Regions from separate parts of the Mus musculus genome. Here region 1 is linked to region 2. Evidence: chromatin contacts called from ENCODE Hi-C or POLR2A ChIA-PET data. All regions are on one chromosome and are shown on one strand. The core of a region is the stretch at or near the end of the contact, and the rest is flanking DNA. Distances in the headings are between cores, read along the strand shown. Region 1 holds the start of Hoxa11 (homeobox A11). Region 2 holds the start of Hoxaas2 (Hoxa cluster antisense RNA 2).

Evidence for each region. A loop is a pair of places that touch in the nucleus more often than their neighbours do. ChIA-PET counts read pairs that join two places held with the same protein, here RNA polymerase II (POLR2A).
Region 1: a loop to region 2 is called in a map of mouse embryonic stem cell, with 3 times the contacts of the local background. The contact joins the promoter of Hoxa11 here to the promoter of Hoxaas2 in region 2. A Hi-C loop is called at or near these places in 2 of 37 maps with a recorded cell type or tissue (left cerebral cortex and mouse embryonic stem cell). POLR2A ChIA-PET finds 5 or more read pairs at or near these places in 1 of 5 experiments (Patski).

The regions. Positions count from the first base shown.
Region 1 is chr6:52,239,683-52,247,179 of GRCm38, forward strand. Hoxa11 (homeobox A11) reads right to left here and starts at 6,128. Exons shown (of 2, transcript NM_010450.3): 1 at 5,329-6,128; 2 at 2,423-3,910. The coding sequence starts at 6,037. The coding sequence ends at 3,678. Hoxa11os (homeobox A11, opposite strand) reads left to right here and starts at 5,561. Exons shown (of 5, transcript NR_015348.1): 1 at 5,561-6,134; 2 at 6,303-6,518; 3 at 6,633-6,849; 4 at 6,981-7,126. LOC115490410 (a long non-coding RNA gene) reads left to right here and starts at 3,553. Exons shown (of 2, transcript XR_003956437.1): 1 at 3,553-3,639; 2 at 3,760-4,831. It also overlaps a transcript of Hoxa10 not described here.
Region 2 is chr6:52,164,411-52,171,075 of GRCm38, forward strand. It overlaps Hoxaas2 (Hoxa cluster antisense RNA 2), which reads left to right and starts at 1,264. Exons shown (of 3, transcript NR_131182.1): 1 at 1,264-1,577; 2 at 3,301-3,480; 3 at 3,969-5,041. It overlaps Hoxa2 (homeobox A2), which reads right to left and starts at 421. Exons shown (of 2, transcript NM_010451.2): 1 at 1-421. The coding sequence starts at 234. It overlaps Hoxa3 (homeobox A3), which reads right to left. Exons shown (of 5, transcript NM_010452.3): 5 at 4,652-6,332. The coding sequence ends at 5,530.

The sequences.
Region 1 (7,497 bases), core at 4,878-7,377, 80 kb after region 2:
GAGACAGCAGTACCGGGCTGTCTCCAACATCCTCAGAAAAACCAAATGCGACTTCTTTGAATGGCCTTTTTTGGGAACAAAGCTTTGCGCTAGTCTGCTAGGCAGACTTCTAGGCTGCACCTACGAGAAAATCGGTAACCTCTGGCGTGCTGCCCCGGGGGTGGAGGAGAAACCCGGCTCAAACGGCCACAGACGCTGACCACCCATTGTTTCCAAGGAGAAACTTTGTTTTCCCTAGCCTACCATCTCTTTCCTCTCCTAACAGCCTTAATCCCAGCACAGCTGAGTTCCTTTCGTCTGGGTTCAGACCATATCTAACTTATTCAGATCGGAAAATGTCAGCAAAACCAAAAGATCGCCTGTGGTGAGAAGCTTGGGTGAAATGCTGGCACACGGAGCTAAAACCGACAACTTTTCCACTTAGGCCTCCCACTGCTTTCCAACCATAGAGAGCGATGGGACGGCGGGGGTTGGAGGGTGGCAAACGGGCATCACCCCAGAAACTCAATCATGGCCCGGAGCTTTGCTTAGGCGACAGCTACGTTCCCATTCCCACCTCTACTACAGCGAAATTGATAAACTTGTGGCCACTTACCTTGACTCATTTCAGAAATCACTGCCAAGGGGCAGCAGCTTCTCCACGCCGCGATGCGGAAAGGCCTAACGAAGGCGCTTTGCTTTAAATTTCAGCCTCAATCACTTCTTGAGCGCGGGGGCCCCCCCTCTTTTTGAATACGAAGGGGTGCCGGACAAGTGAAATAACGTACCGTGCTGCTCTTAGTATCAGAAGCGAACAAAGGCCAAGAATCTCGCTGGGGTTCCGGGCTCCCTGGCGGCTTTGACATTGATCGGGAGTGCGCCATCTCGTGGCGGCTGCGAGCCTAGGCGAGGCTGGAGATCCAGCCTGCGGCCCAGAAAAGGAAGCTGGCCGGGCAGAGAAAGAGCAAGAGAATGTGCCCAACCCGCTGCTATTGAGATCTCATTTTTACATCTAAGAAATTGCTGCAAAACCCCAGCCGGGTTTATAGCGGCGCATTCCAAATATGCAAATTGGCCGGCCCTGGACGGGTTTACGACCACATTGTCACAGCCATCGGAGGATGGGGCTTTTATAGGGCTCAGAAATCAAACCCGCGCCCGCCCGCCGCCTGCCTGCAAGCAGTTCTCCTGGCTAGACTCACTCTGGCAACTTGAGAGACTTTGGTTAATCTTTAACCATCCCAAAGGAAGTCTTTTCCTAAACCGAGCTTCCCTGCCCGCCCCCTTTCGCCCCCCAGGAGGGCCCTTGTGCTTCTCAGTGTGTCTGTCGATCAACCAAAGACATTCATCTAGAGGGTCTGTCCCTCTCCCCTTTCAGAAAGCTCGCTTTCTCCACCCCTGTCGCGCCAGCTAGACAAACACACAAACAAATAAACAGGGCAGGCTCTTGGAGCCTAGGGTCTCTTTCCAAATGAGACCCTCTTTGCTGCTTTGGGTCTGCCTGGGTGGCTGAAAGAGGGTGGGGTGGGCAACAAAAGGCTCTGTCCTTTCTGCCCTGCCCCTCAAGGTTATGGGTGATGTCCAAATTTAAGGCAGAAGTTCAAAGGCAGCAAACAAAGACCGAGTCCGTATCTTTCCTTGCCCAAGGGGACCGAGAGGAAGCTGGAGAGGAAGCACTCTTAGAGGTTCCCGAGAGACTCCTAGCTCTGCCTTGGTACCTAGAGCCAGATCTCTCATGCTGAAAGGACTCACAAGGTACACCCAGAGGGTTTTTATTCAGTCCTGAGGTGAGCAAGATTAGCCTGGGTTAGGCCATTGGCTATTGCAGTTACCCACAAGGCCTTCTCCGGAGCTAAGGTCAGTTGGAGAGAGGTCTCACACCATAGGCCCTGACATATCCCATCCCTAATATGCTGCCTTCCACAAGGACGTATAGCCTCAGGCTTCCTATGCTTAGCTTCAATTGCAGCTCAATCCTGATTCCATCACCTCTCGGGGGCGTGGTAACTCACCCCTTTTACTGCTAAAAGGATGCTAGCTGAGGGGAGACATTTGGCAGGAAAAAGCGGAACAGGGAGAGAGAAATGTCACACCAGGACTCGATACTCAAATGTCTACCCTTTTTATTCTTGGTATGCCCCATTGTCTCTCTCTGTGTTAAAATGTATAGGAAATGTATGTTGAGTAAGGGCCGGCCAAAGGCGCTCACTACAGACAGAACCACCAGGGATTTCTTAAGGCAGGGAGGCAGAAGAGATTCATTTGGAGAGCGCCTGGCTCCCCAGAGGACATTCTCAGGTCTTAGTAGTCTGGCTCTCAGTATGCCAGCCCTTTCCAAATGTCACAGTGTTGTAAGAGATTAAAAGACCATCCCCAGACCACTCTCCCCAGCACCCTCAAATAAGTCAGCTAATGGGGATAGGGAAAGGAGTATTGAAACACAGTAGGTTATGGTTTCTTTATTTACAGTCTTTTGAACACCATCCCTGTATGAAGCATACATTCAAATATTTTAGCAGTGAGCGAGTTTAACCTTGGAACACTGTAAACAGATAGAGCCTTTAAATATTTTTATTATCCCCACCCCCCCCTCTACATTGCTTCTTAAAATTCGCTTTGGTTCCTTCGGGGAAATATATATATATAATATAATATTTATCTTTTAAAATAGCTCCAAATCACTCTCCGGCTCTTAGAAGATTGCCAGAAGCTTCCAAGCTCAGTTCTGAGTTGATGAGCACAGAGTGCAGGGTAGGAATGAGGGATTTGGGAGGGGGGGGGGAACTTCAGCCCCTCACAGCCAAAGGCCAAGGACCCACTGGCCAGGCCTGCTGCTCTGCTGCCTGACAGACACCAAATCCAAGTTTCCTTAATGTGGTGAAGAGTTTGCCAAACTGTAGCCCTCCGCAGGCATTTCCTGTAGAGATTGAGGGGCCAGGAACCAGCACAGCCTCTGGAGTTTTCAATGTCTTCTACCCTAGGAATAGTCAGCTCTGAGATGGAAGACCCATCACCACCATTGGGAGGTAGAAAACCCAGGTAGGCTGCAGAAGGTGGCTGCTAGGAGCTCAGGTTTGGGTGCAGATCAGTGGTGGGATGATATTAATGACATCTGGATAGGTTTCTCCTTCCTCCAGGACACCCCCCTCCCACTCTCTCTCCCTTTTCACAGCCACCTTTTGGTTAACTGTCTTTCACATTACTTTTGGAAAGCAACCCCAGCCTGAATCTCTAGGAGTCATCCCCTTTCCTCCTGCTCCTATCCCCAAGCTGAACTAGGCTTGGGGCACACAGTTTCTTGACTTGGGAGACCTGGGGGTGGGCAGGCTCTGTGCAGAGGGTCTTGAGCGGGTGGCCTCCTTAGGGTTTGGCAGGGGGCCCAATCTCCAGTGACCACACCCAGCTCAAAGCTTTTGCAGGCTCTAAGAGTGAACCACCAGGGGTCCCAAACCATTCATTCTGTTGATTCACAACCCTTAGAATTCAATTACTAATAGGAAGCTTAACCACGGAGATCTGAACCAAGAGAGTTTCAGGCCCCCTTCCTATTGGACGAATCTCTGATAAGGAAACCTCTCCTCTCTCCTATATCACCCCCCTTTTCCAAGTCGCAATGTGGCTTGACCTTGTCAAGGGCAAAATCTGCATATTATTTCACATGTATGAAGCCCCCCTCCCAATTCCAGTAGGCTGGAGCCTTAGAGAAGTGGATTAGCTGAGTAGTACTGTAACCGGTCTCTGTTAATCTTTTTTTCCTTCATTCTTCTGTTCTGAAACCAGATTTTGACTTGACGGTCGGTGAGGTTGAGCATGCGGGACAGTTGCAGACGCTTCTCTTTGTTGATGTAGACGCTGAAGAAGAACTCTCGCTCCAGCTCTCGGATCTGGTATTTGGTATAAGGGCAGCGCTTTTTGCGGGTGCGTTGGCCACCTAAGGAAGGAGAGAGGCAAAGAGTGAGAGGGCGATAGGGGTGCAACCCTCTCCCAGGACCCCCATTGGAGAAGGTCTGGCCACAGGGTCTGGAGGCCCAATCCAGGCCCTTTCAAAGTCTTTCCAGGCCCCTGCCTTCAGGCTTCTATTGCTGGTCAGGGACAAGTTGCAGTCTGGAGCCGGCTTCAGATAAAAGCCAGCTCACTAGATAGGCCCCCAGGGAAAGGACTCAGGCTGCCCCTTGAGCTGAAAGGAAGGCTCCTCACAGCAACAGGCGAGTTTGCGCTGGTTGAACTGCTTTGAACGGAGGCAAGTGGGGGTTGCGGGCTGCTCCTTGCCCCGCCAGACTAAACAAACAGCCGCCCGAGGACATTTCACCTTCAGCACCTGGGCCGCCTGTTCCCGAGGCAGTAAAGGCATGCATCCTGGCCCCAGGCTTTCCTGCTTGCCGCCATGATTTAGCCCTCCTTAACATCTGGGGCGGCTGAGGGGTCTTTGTCAGCCTGACTTCTGATCAGTTCTTGCCTCTTCCGCCAGCCTCCCAGCTCTCTCGAGGTGGGAGGTGGCAGAGGAAACCCCTACCCAGGCCTTCACTCAGTACACACCGTCAGCATACTGCCAGAGGGCCCTCAGCAGGGTAGGGATGCTAGTTTAGGAAGGGTAGAGGAAAGAGAGGCTACCTTAAGCCTCAGGCAGGATCCATTTGTTCACCCTCACCTTTAAGAAACACACACACACACACACACACACACACACACACACACACACACACACACACACAACTTTTGACTGATTTAAAAACAATTGTGAATAACAGAAGGCAGCATGTAATTGCAACCGGACCAGAGGAAAATGGCTTCCTTTGGACAAAAAGGCCAAATTTAAGTTAATTTGTTTCTTTTAATATATTGCTTGAGCTAAGTGGGCTACTTTATCTGTTAAATGCGCTCTTAGCGCCATCATTAAACAGCCGATGCCTTTGAATCCCAGCCGGGACTGGAGTCCCGCCGCAACACATGGCTTTTATAAAAATCTCCGGATTACCCCGCTATCAAAGGCTCCTGAAGCCCTTGTAGGGGGAATTTACAGGCGCCCACCTCCGGCTCCCCAGCCTGGAGCTGGTCTCTAGCGGGGATCGTGCTGTTGAGTTTGGGAGCTGAGAAGGGAAAAAAGGAAAAAGGGGAGTTGTATTTTTTTTTTTTTCTGCAGGCATGCTTTGGCCGGTGGGTATTTCACGGCCAATTTCAGCACTCGCCACGTGATCCCTCCTTTTATAACAAAGTTTTGTTGGGGGAAACCTAAAGGCCCTTCATAAACCTTATATGCTTATAAAACAGCATATAAAAATTTAACAGCGGTGCTGCGCTAGATTCCCAACTCCCCTTTCATAAAGCGCTGGGCGCTGCCTTTATACGCACCGGAGCCACCGGCCTTGTCCTCAGTGTGGCCGGAAGACGACTCGGGGCTGCTGCTGCTCTCGGGTCGCCGCCGTCGCTCCTTCTCCTCCGCCGCCGCCTCCTGACAGCCGCCGCCACCGCCGCCGTCCGAACTTGAAGTTGCCGGCGCGCCCGTGGCCGCCGCCGCCACCGCCGCAGCGGAGGTCGCAGCTGCTGCTTGGGGCCCCTTCTCGGCGTTCTTGTCCCCGGGGTAGTCGGAGGAAGCGAGGTTTTCCGGGGTGCCGTAAGCCGTCTCGAAAAACTGGTCGAAAGCCTGTGGCAGAACGCCGTTCCTGCCCACCGTGCTATAGAAATTGGACGAGACGGCGGGGGTGGGGTGGTGGTAGACGTTGGCCGAGCTCTTGGCCAGCACGTCGCCAGGCACGCCGGCCGCGCTGGGCGCCTGCAGACAGTCTCTGTGCACGAGCTCCTCCGCGGAGTAGCAGTGGGCCAGATTGCCGCGGGGGTGCCATTTAGTGGCGGGCTCAATGGCGTACTCTCTGAAGGTCACTTCGCGCACGGGTTGGACCTGGGGCAGGTTGGAGGAGTAGGAGTATGTCATTGGGCGCGAAGACGGGGTCTGGGGCAAAAAAGAAGGGAGGCTGGAGAAATCTGGACCCGAGACGTAGTAAGTACAACTTGGCAAATACATGTTAGAGGAGCAGGGACCACGCTCATCAAAATCCATCATTGGGCTACCTTGGGCTCTCCGCAGTAGCCGAGCTTAACATGATTCTCCACTGCAGCTGCCTCTTTGAAGCGGATCCGTGAAGTAGAAATTTGGAGACGTAAGCTGACGTGGAAATCTATCCCCATCCTTAGCAGGGAGGTGCTGGTCATGTGACCCGATGTTGAAATTGACAAGCCGCGAGCTAGTCCCGGCTTTTTTTTTTTTTTAACCCCCCTCCCTTTCCTTTTTTCCCCTCCCCTCCCTCCTCGGCTTCCTTTCTTTGTAGCCACCTCAGGGGAAGCAACAGATCGTCACTCGGTGTTCTCACCGAAAGCACGTAATCGCCGGTGTAACTCATGTTGGCTGGGGGGCCTCCCCGCGCGCAGAAAGGCTGGGGTGCGCCCCCGGGCAGCTCTCCTTTGCTCAGCTACATGGTCCTGGTCCACGAGTGCTCTGAGGGCGGCAAGAGAGCGCAACTCCTGACGCCTCCCCCCACTCCCCGGTGGGTGAGGGATACTCTCTGGGCTGGGGGTGGCCAGGTGAAAGCCCGGAATTGTATAGCTTCAGGTCCCGGAGTCTGTTATCCGAAGGCTTACGTTCAGCACCTTCTTCGCAGCCCCCCTCCCACAGGTTTGCTCTGGGAAGCCCCCCAGCCTCAGACCCTGGCTGGACCCCATTTGGGGCCAGGCTTCGCCGGCACGGATGTGCCGGCCTCGTGGCTTGTCCGATTTGCACGGTGACTTGATTACACGCTCTCATTCACGGTCACTTCCGAAGCGCTTTAGTGCCTTCCGTCCCCAAACCGCCAACAGGCAAAGCGGCTTCCCTCCGCGGTTTGTCAATAATCCGCGCTGTCCGGAAGGGCCTTCGTCTTACCCGGGTTCCACCTTCCCTGTATCTTTCTGCTTACTTCCTTACCCCACACCCTGTCCTTGAAGGAACCCCTTCTCCTCGCTGCCTGTAGGGGTTCGGAGTGACTCCTCAGAGCCAGAGGCACTTCTGCTCACCGGTCCGCAAGCTGCCTGGTCTGCTGAAGCTGACGAATCGGGAAACCATGCAATTGAGGCGAACCTTGGGCTGTTTTAGAGGCGCTGAGGAGCCTTCTCCTGGGTATGCTGCACCTTGGGGTGGGGGTGGGGGGGGGCACCAGGCTGCTTGCAGGGCTTCAGAGCTGTGAGGGAAAAGGAGGGTGGCAAAGAGGGAGTACTGGCCCAAGGAGTCCTGGCTAAGAAAAGAGTCTCTTCTTTCTTGCAAAACCTAAGAGTGAAAGCAAAGGATATTCAAGGCAGAAATTGAGACAGCTCCCATCATTCTTGTTCTTTAGCCCACAGGAGAAGCACAATGCCAAAGAAAAGAGAGATGCTCTCCTGCCTGCCTGCACCTTGGGCCACAGAGATGCCTCAAAAGGGCAAGGCTTGCTGTACAGATAGATAATTCTAAAGAGGCCTTGGCTGCTAAGTTGCATTTAGCTTTCTCCCGAG
Region 2 (6,665 bases), core at 14-2,513:
GCTCGACTTGGGGCGGCCGCCAACGCCAGCGCCGTGGCGAGGGTGACTGCCCGGGTTCAGGCTGGGAATGGTCTGCTCAAAAGGAGGAGGAATCAGTGTCGAGTGTGAAAGCGTCGAGGTCTTGATTGATGAACTTTGAAATGTATCAGCGACAGGGGGAAAAGATGTCAGGCACTCAGCGAGCGACGGCTGGCTATTGATAAAACCAATCTCTCGCTCAAATTCGTAATTCATGGCCTTCTCCTTGGAGCCCCCTCGGAGGAAAAGTTCCCTCTTTTGGAGGGGCTTTGGGGGGGCAAGGCCCAGGAAAAAGGCGAGCGCGAAGGAAAAAAAAATCTATCATAGAAGATCGCTGCTGGGGTGTTTTTTTTCTAATTCACTGATTACAGCCGTATGGGGACCGCGCTACTATTAAACTATTGAATTCATGGAGACAAGGTTGAAATTGGACCGAATTGGCTGTCACATGATTGCTTCTGCCCAATGACAATTTGGGCTTTAATCAAAAGAAGCCACTGTCTGTTTGATTGATCCAAAAAAGTCAGAAAGGAACGCCTCATTGGGGGCCATCGAGGCTTTATTTACACTTTTTTTCAGGGCAAAAATACATATATGTGGGTGTGGATGGCAATGCCCCGGGAGTGCGTGGGGGGCGAGAGTGCCTGTTTGCCTCCTGATCTGCAAGGATCTAGTGTGCTCCCTGGAGTGTGTGTGTGAGTGTGTGCGTGTGAGCCCTGCTGCCGTCCCGCCAGTGGCTGCCCTCTGCCTCCCCCGCACACTCCGCGCATTGTTTGGGACTGTCGGGAAGACGCCTCGCACCTCACAAATCATTTAAGCACCTCAGCCTGACGCCTGCAGTCATTAACAAAGTAATCCATTAATCTTCAAAGTTTTGACACCCCAGGGCCCTGCATCTCAGCCACATAAGTTCTGCTAAGGCAAGAGAAAGGAGCAGAGTGGGAGAGAGAGAGGAGAGAGGGAGAGAGGGAGAGAGGGAGAGAGAGAGAGAGAGAGAGAGAGAGAGAGAGAGAGAGAGAGAGAATGAATATTGGGGTTCACCTTTCCTCTTCCTCCTCTTTTTCCAAAATCAGTTCTCAGAACCGATTCATATTCATTCTTCTCTCTCTCTCTCTCCCTCTCTCTCTCCCTCTCTCTCCTCGCTCCCTCCCTCTCTCCTCTCCTTTCTCCTTTCCTTTTTTCCTCTCTCCTTCCCCCACCCCACTCTATCCTGTCCCCTTCTCCTCCCCCCCAGCCTCTCGCCTCCTCTTAATGTCCAGCCCGGGACCTGCGCCCCTGGCCCATTGTTAGCCGGCTTTTCCACGGCAGCTTTGCATCTGACTCCTGCGGGCAGCGGAAAACGAGAGGCGGCTCTCGAAGCCTGCTGATCTTCCTTCGCCATCAACTTCTCAGGAGTGGCTGGAGAAAGATAGATGCATGTGCCAAGAGAGACAGCAGCCCCAGGTCCTTGTGTCCAAATCCCCGTAGCCTGGGCGGCGGCCAGCCAAAACAATGCCGTCCCGAGCAGGCTCGTGCGGCTCCTGGCACTCTGGGTTTCATACCCGTAGGGCTCGGGTGCGGTGAGTATTTCCGACTTCCAGGAAGAGTGCTGGAACTTGTCAGCAGGGAGGGAAAGGACTCTTGTTTCTTGGTCCCTCTTTCCCTCCTACTCTTCTTCGAGTCCTTGTCACTCTGGTTGGGGACTGGTTGGTTCAGATGAAGCGAGTATTTCTTGGCAGCCTGAATTGCCTCCCACACCATCCTGCTCTTGGGCACCAGGGAGAATCGCACCCTGGTTATGTTGTGGGAACAGCACTGCAGAGGAGAGGGCATCTCAAGGAGGAGTTATATCCTTCTACTTCTCCTTTCATTCTCTTTCCTCCAGTTCTGAGGCAGGACTTCGGACTGAGTGCTGGACAGGGCTGAAGGATTCAAAAGACAACACCTTTAGATACCAAGCAAGAACTTAAAATAAAAAAATCACCATACCAGAAGAGAGAGAGAGAGAGAGAGAGAGAGAGAGAGAGAGAGAGATCTAATGAAGGTACCTTCTCTCCCTCAAACCCTAAGGATGGATGGAGATTCTGGGGTTGGTTTTTTTTTTTTTTTTCCTTTGAAATGGACCAAGTGATCAGAATGCCCCAGGCCGGCAGGCATCAGTGGCAGGAAAATAAATCATTCTGATGGCCAAGGAGAGAAAGGTTGGTGGGGGAGAAAATACTATGCAGAAAACAAGAAAGGCTGACCAAGGAGCAAGGGCAGAACTCCATCTCTGAGGCTAGCTAGCAGTTAGGGGGTTTGGCTCTAAAGTGGTCTCCAGCCTTGACCAGCTCTGAGCATTACCTTGCAGATAGAGATGCTATTTTGGAAAATGTAAGGGTTTTTCCAGTTTTCTTGCTTTTATTCCAAACAAAGCTCTGAAGGAAGTCTGGGTGTGATCAATCTTGCTCACCAAAAGCCCTGACAGCTTCTGGCCCTTAAGAACACATCTCAGCTTCAAGCTTTTTCCAAGCTCAAATGTGGCCCAGCAAAGAGGAGGGCAGGAAACGCAAGTAAACAGGGAAATTTTGTCTTTTTAAAGATCGGGGTTTGGCCGTAGAGAGGGCTCTAAGGCTGCTTTCAGGGAAGGTGCTTTGCAGATGGAAGGGTGGTGGCTTTGGGCATTTGCTTTTACCAGAAAGCATTGAGAGACAGAGGAAAGTTAGAAAGCAGGGCTGCCCACAGCATTGGGCTTTGTCAGGCTGCGTGGGTGAAAAAGCTTTTTGCCTTCCTCAGCTGCCTTAATTCAAAAGCCATCTGGAAGAAAACCCTTTTCTGAGACTGCTCCAGCATTCAGATCTTTCCCCAATCTATTACTTTAATTCTGGAGATATTTTAATAACTATTTCTTTTTTAATATCCAGGAAGCTGAGCGTGAGGTGAATTTATTTTTTCTTTGAAAGCCAAAATGAATGCCTTGACTGGCAAGAGAAGGAGAGGCTCTGTGGTACAATCTCTGCCCTGAGGCAAGGAGGAAGCCAAAGGGAAGGTTTGTAGGCATAGGTTCAAATGCTGATTATCTCTGGAAGGTTTTCAGGGGGAGACCCCACACACACCTCTTCCCCTTGATGCTGTCCCTTATTTTCTCAGGTAATTTTGTGCATGTTTTTTAAAATGCTTACATAAAAAGACTAGTGTTATCTGCACGGTTTCAATAACCCCAAAGGCTCCAGTTCCTCAAAGACTGGTTTTCCAGCCTTTGCATTTCTGATGTGTGCATCCTAAGGAGATGGGGTGGGGAGAGCAAATCCAACTTCCCTACAGGCCAAAAGAGAGCACGGATCAAGAGCAGGACGAATCAAGAGCAGGAGGGTAGACGACGACGTGGGGAAAGCTCCTTTGGCGTGAGACTCCCAGCGTTCTGCGGCAGCCTGCTTTTGTATCCTCAAGATTTTCCTAAACCGTGAAAAGGGCTCCTAAACGCTGCTCTCTGGGACTCAGCAGGTACCCAGAAATGACGCCAGCTCTTGCTTTTAAGGATTTTCTTAGGGTGCCTGGGGTGTGGGTGGGTAGAGGCCATGATGATGGATATTCGAGATTGCAAACAAAATGGCGACATTTTCCACTTCTGCCTCTGAAAGATACAATCCAGAGAGAATGTGGGTTCAGATGCCCCCAATCTCCACACGCAGGTCGTTCACTTCCACCTCTGAGGGGTTAGTGATGGGATGCAGCTGTGAAGCTTGCTTTTTCTGAATTTGCCTTCATGGATCTGTAATTCTTTACTTTGGAGATGGAAATATTTCCCTTTTCCCGTATCTGCCTTTTACTCTGCCAGCCAGTCAGCGGGCATCCTATCTTAAATCCAAACGTGGAAATGTAATATTAAGCTTGTGTAGCAGCAAATGAAAGAAGTACTTGTACAATTGCATTTTTATTAGAAAGATACCAATCTCCTTTCTCTCTCCTCCTCCCCCTGGGGCCATAAAAAGAGAGGAAATAAATCCACAGAATGGCAGATGCTGAATTCCGGGAGGAATTTGATGCTGAGATTCATGGAAGGGATTCCTTCCAATACAAGGAAGACCTGGAGGACTATGAAGCTCAGTCCTTTTTCTGGAGACCTAAGGGAGAGTAGGTCCCTTTTGAGGTGAATTTAGAAGAGTCCCGTCCCCCCCATCTTCTTTAGGCGTGATAATGAACCGCGAAGCATCCTCAGTGGAGACCTGGAATTCGATAGCTTGTGGGAAGAGCTTAAGACCTTGTGCGGTTCCAAGGTTGAGGCCTTGGCCGATGGGCTTTCGGTGCGGGGGAATGGAGAGGAGCCCCGGGTTCTTGGTGTCGGCGTCCCGCACCTGTGCGCCCCCCGCTGAGCCCGAGGCCGGCCGCCTTTGTTTCTGCCAGGCCGCTCTGCACTTAGCAGCCTGGCGCCCTGCTTGGGCGGCAGCTGGGAACCAGGCAGCTCAGCGGGCCGGGAGCCTGGCATTTCCCGAGCTGCGGCAGCCACTTGAAACCGCGGCCTCTATCCCCAGAACTCGCCGAGCTTCCAAGGCAGACGCTGGACCAGGCCTCACGCCAGAGTCGCGGTGCTGCCGCAGCCGCTGACAGTTCGCTTCTGCCAGAACTCCACGCAGAGACCCGTGTCCAGCCAAAGAACCCCCTTTGACACGGATCGTAATCAGAATAAAAACTTTATTTTTTTTGTTTTGTTTCTCAGAATGTGAGCAGCAAGGAATGTAAAACTCTCAAAACAAATCTAGCATTTTTAGCGTTCAGTTTGGCCAGATGTTACAAACCTAAACCACTATTTTCAAACTCTGGGTCCTCTCTGTTCTTATTGCATTGCTACGGTTTTTAATAAAGGAATTTTATTTCCCTTTCAAATAAATTTTATATGTATGCCAATACACCATTGAACAAAAGGCTCAAGAAACCTTCTGAACAATCAGGGTACAGAATTTCTTTAATATAAATACGAACGGATGGGGATAAATAATATTTAAAACTTAGACTATTCAATGCTTGCAAAAAATATAAATAAATCTGACTGTTCACAAGCACACACACACGGAAAGACGTACACGTAGTCATCTTTGCACAGGGAGTCCCTGTTTCAAAGCGCCTTTGATTTCTTTTTCTCGATCAGTACAAGAAGTGCAATTTTAAAAACTAAAACTTAAAAAAAAAAAACGCAGTTGCTTCCTCTCGGGAGCCATAAAGTATGAACAAATTCACATTGAAAACTCGACTAGAAAGTTTGTTCATATACCCTGTTTCTTATCAAAGAGTAGAGAAGGAAAAGGATGCAGGGCCAGAGGCCAGGGCGAGGAGGGGTGGTGGTAAATGTTGCTACTGATACTGACAGCCTTTCCAGCAACCAAGATTGCTACGTCACATAAACTATAAAAACGCATTACCAAAGAAAACAAAATGAGGGAGGGGTGCAGAGGAGAAAAGGGAAAGGCAAGAACATAGAACAAAACAAAAAAAGGAAAAAGTAACCAAAGAAGGTCGGGTGGGCAACTCTCCTGGCTCACAGCCCTGGGCCCATCATCACAGGTGGGTGAGCTTGGGCGCTTCCTGAATTCTTCCCTGAGAAGGATGGTGGGCAGTAAGGTCCGTGTAGGTGGGGTGTGGCTCCCCAGGCCCCGGCCCATGGTGGTGTCCGCTGCCCAGCGGCCCAGTGCCCCCGTAGTCCATGGCAGCCGAGGTGGTGTGGGGGAGGTGAGTTAGGCCAAAGAGTGGCCCAGAGTTGCTCATGGGCTCCACATAGCTGCCCCCTACGAAGACGGGGCTTCCCTGTAAGTGTGGGGTCCCATAGCTGCCATTGCCCTGCAGGCCGTGAGCATGCGGGTCGTAGTCAGGGGTGCCCCCTGCGCCTGACCCCGCCGCTGTGTAGCGTTTCTGTGGGGGAGGTGGGGGAGCGCAGCTGGGCAGGGGAGCAGGGTAGGAGGCCGGAGGCAACCCATAGGCGCCTTGGGGAGGCTTGGAGAAAGGAGGGGGTGACTGGGGCTCATATGGGACACTGTTGACCAGCGAATGCATAGAATTCAGATAGCCTCCTGCACCGGGAGGCACAGGGCTCCGACTTGGGGACTGGCCCCCAGACGAGGTCAGCATGCCTTTGCCCTTCTGGTCTTTCTTGTACTTCATGCGGCGGTTCTGGAACCAGATCTTGATCTGGCGCTCGGTGAGGTTCAGCAGGTTGGCCATCTCCACCCGGCGCGGCCGGCATAGGTAGCGGTTGAAGTGGAACTCCTTCTCCAGCTCTACCAGCTGCGCGCTCGTGTACGCCGTGCGCGCGCGCTTGGACGAGGCCTGCCCAGGCGGGCTCTTGTCACCAGCGCAGCTCTCCCCTGCCAGGACACAGAGAGGAAGAGCGGTGTCAGGGGCTGCTACCGACCCCGCCTAGCTCCCCAGTCCTAGGCCTGCCCCTCCTTTCTTCACCCCACAGAAGCCTCTGTCCAAGGCCAGAGAGGAGCAGGACTTCAGTGCTGTGGTCCTCTCTTGGTCTGCGGAAACAGCCTGGTTAGCCTGCCCTTCCTTCCTCTAAGGAGCGAATCAGGGGCTTCTTCAAGGAGAGGACAGAGCTGCAGAGCCTCCTGCTTGCCTTGCTGGCCTGAACTTCCTCTCTATTTTACTCGGCCAGCTTATTTCCTGGCCCATCAGACAACAAGCTTCCTGTGAGC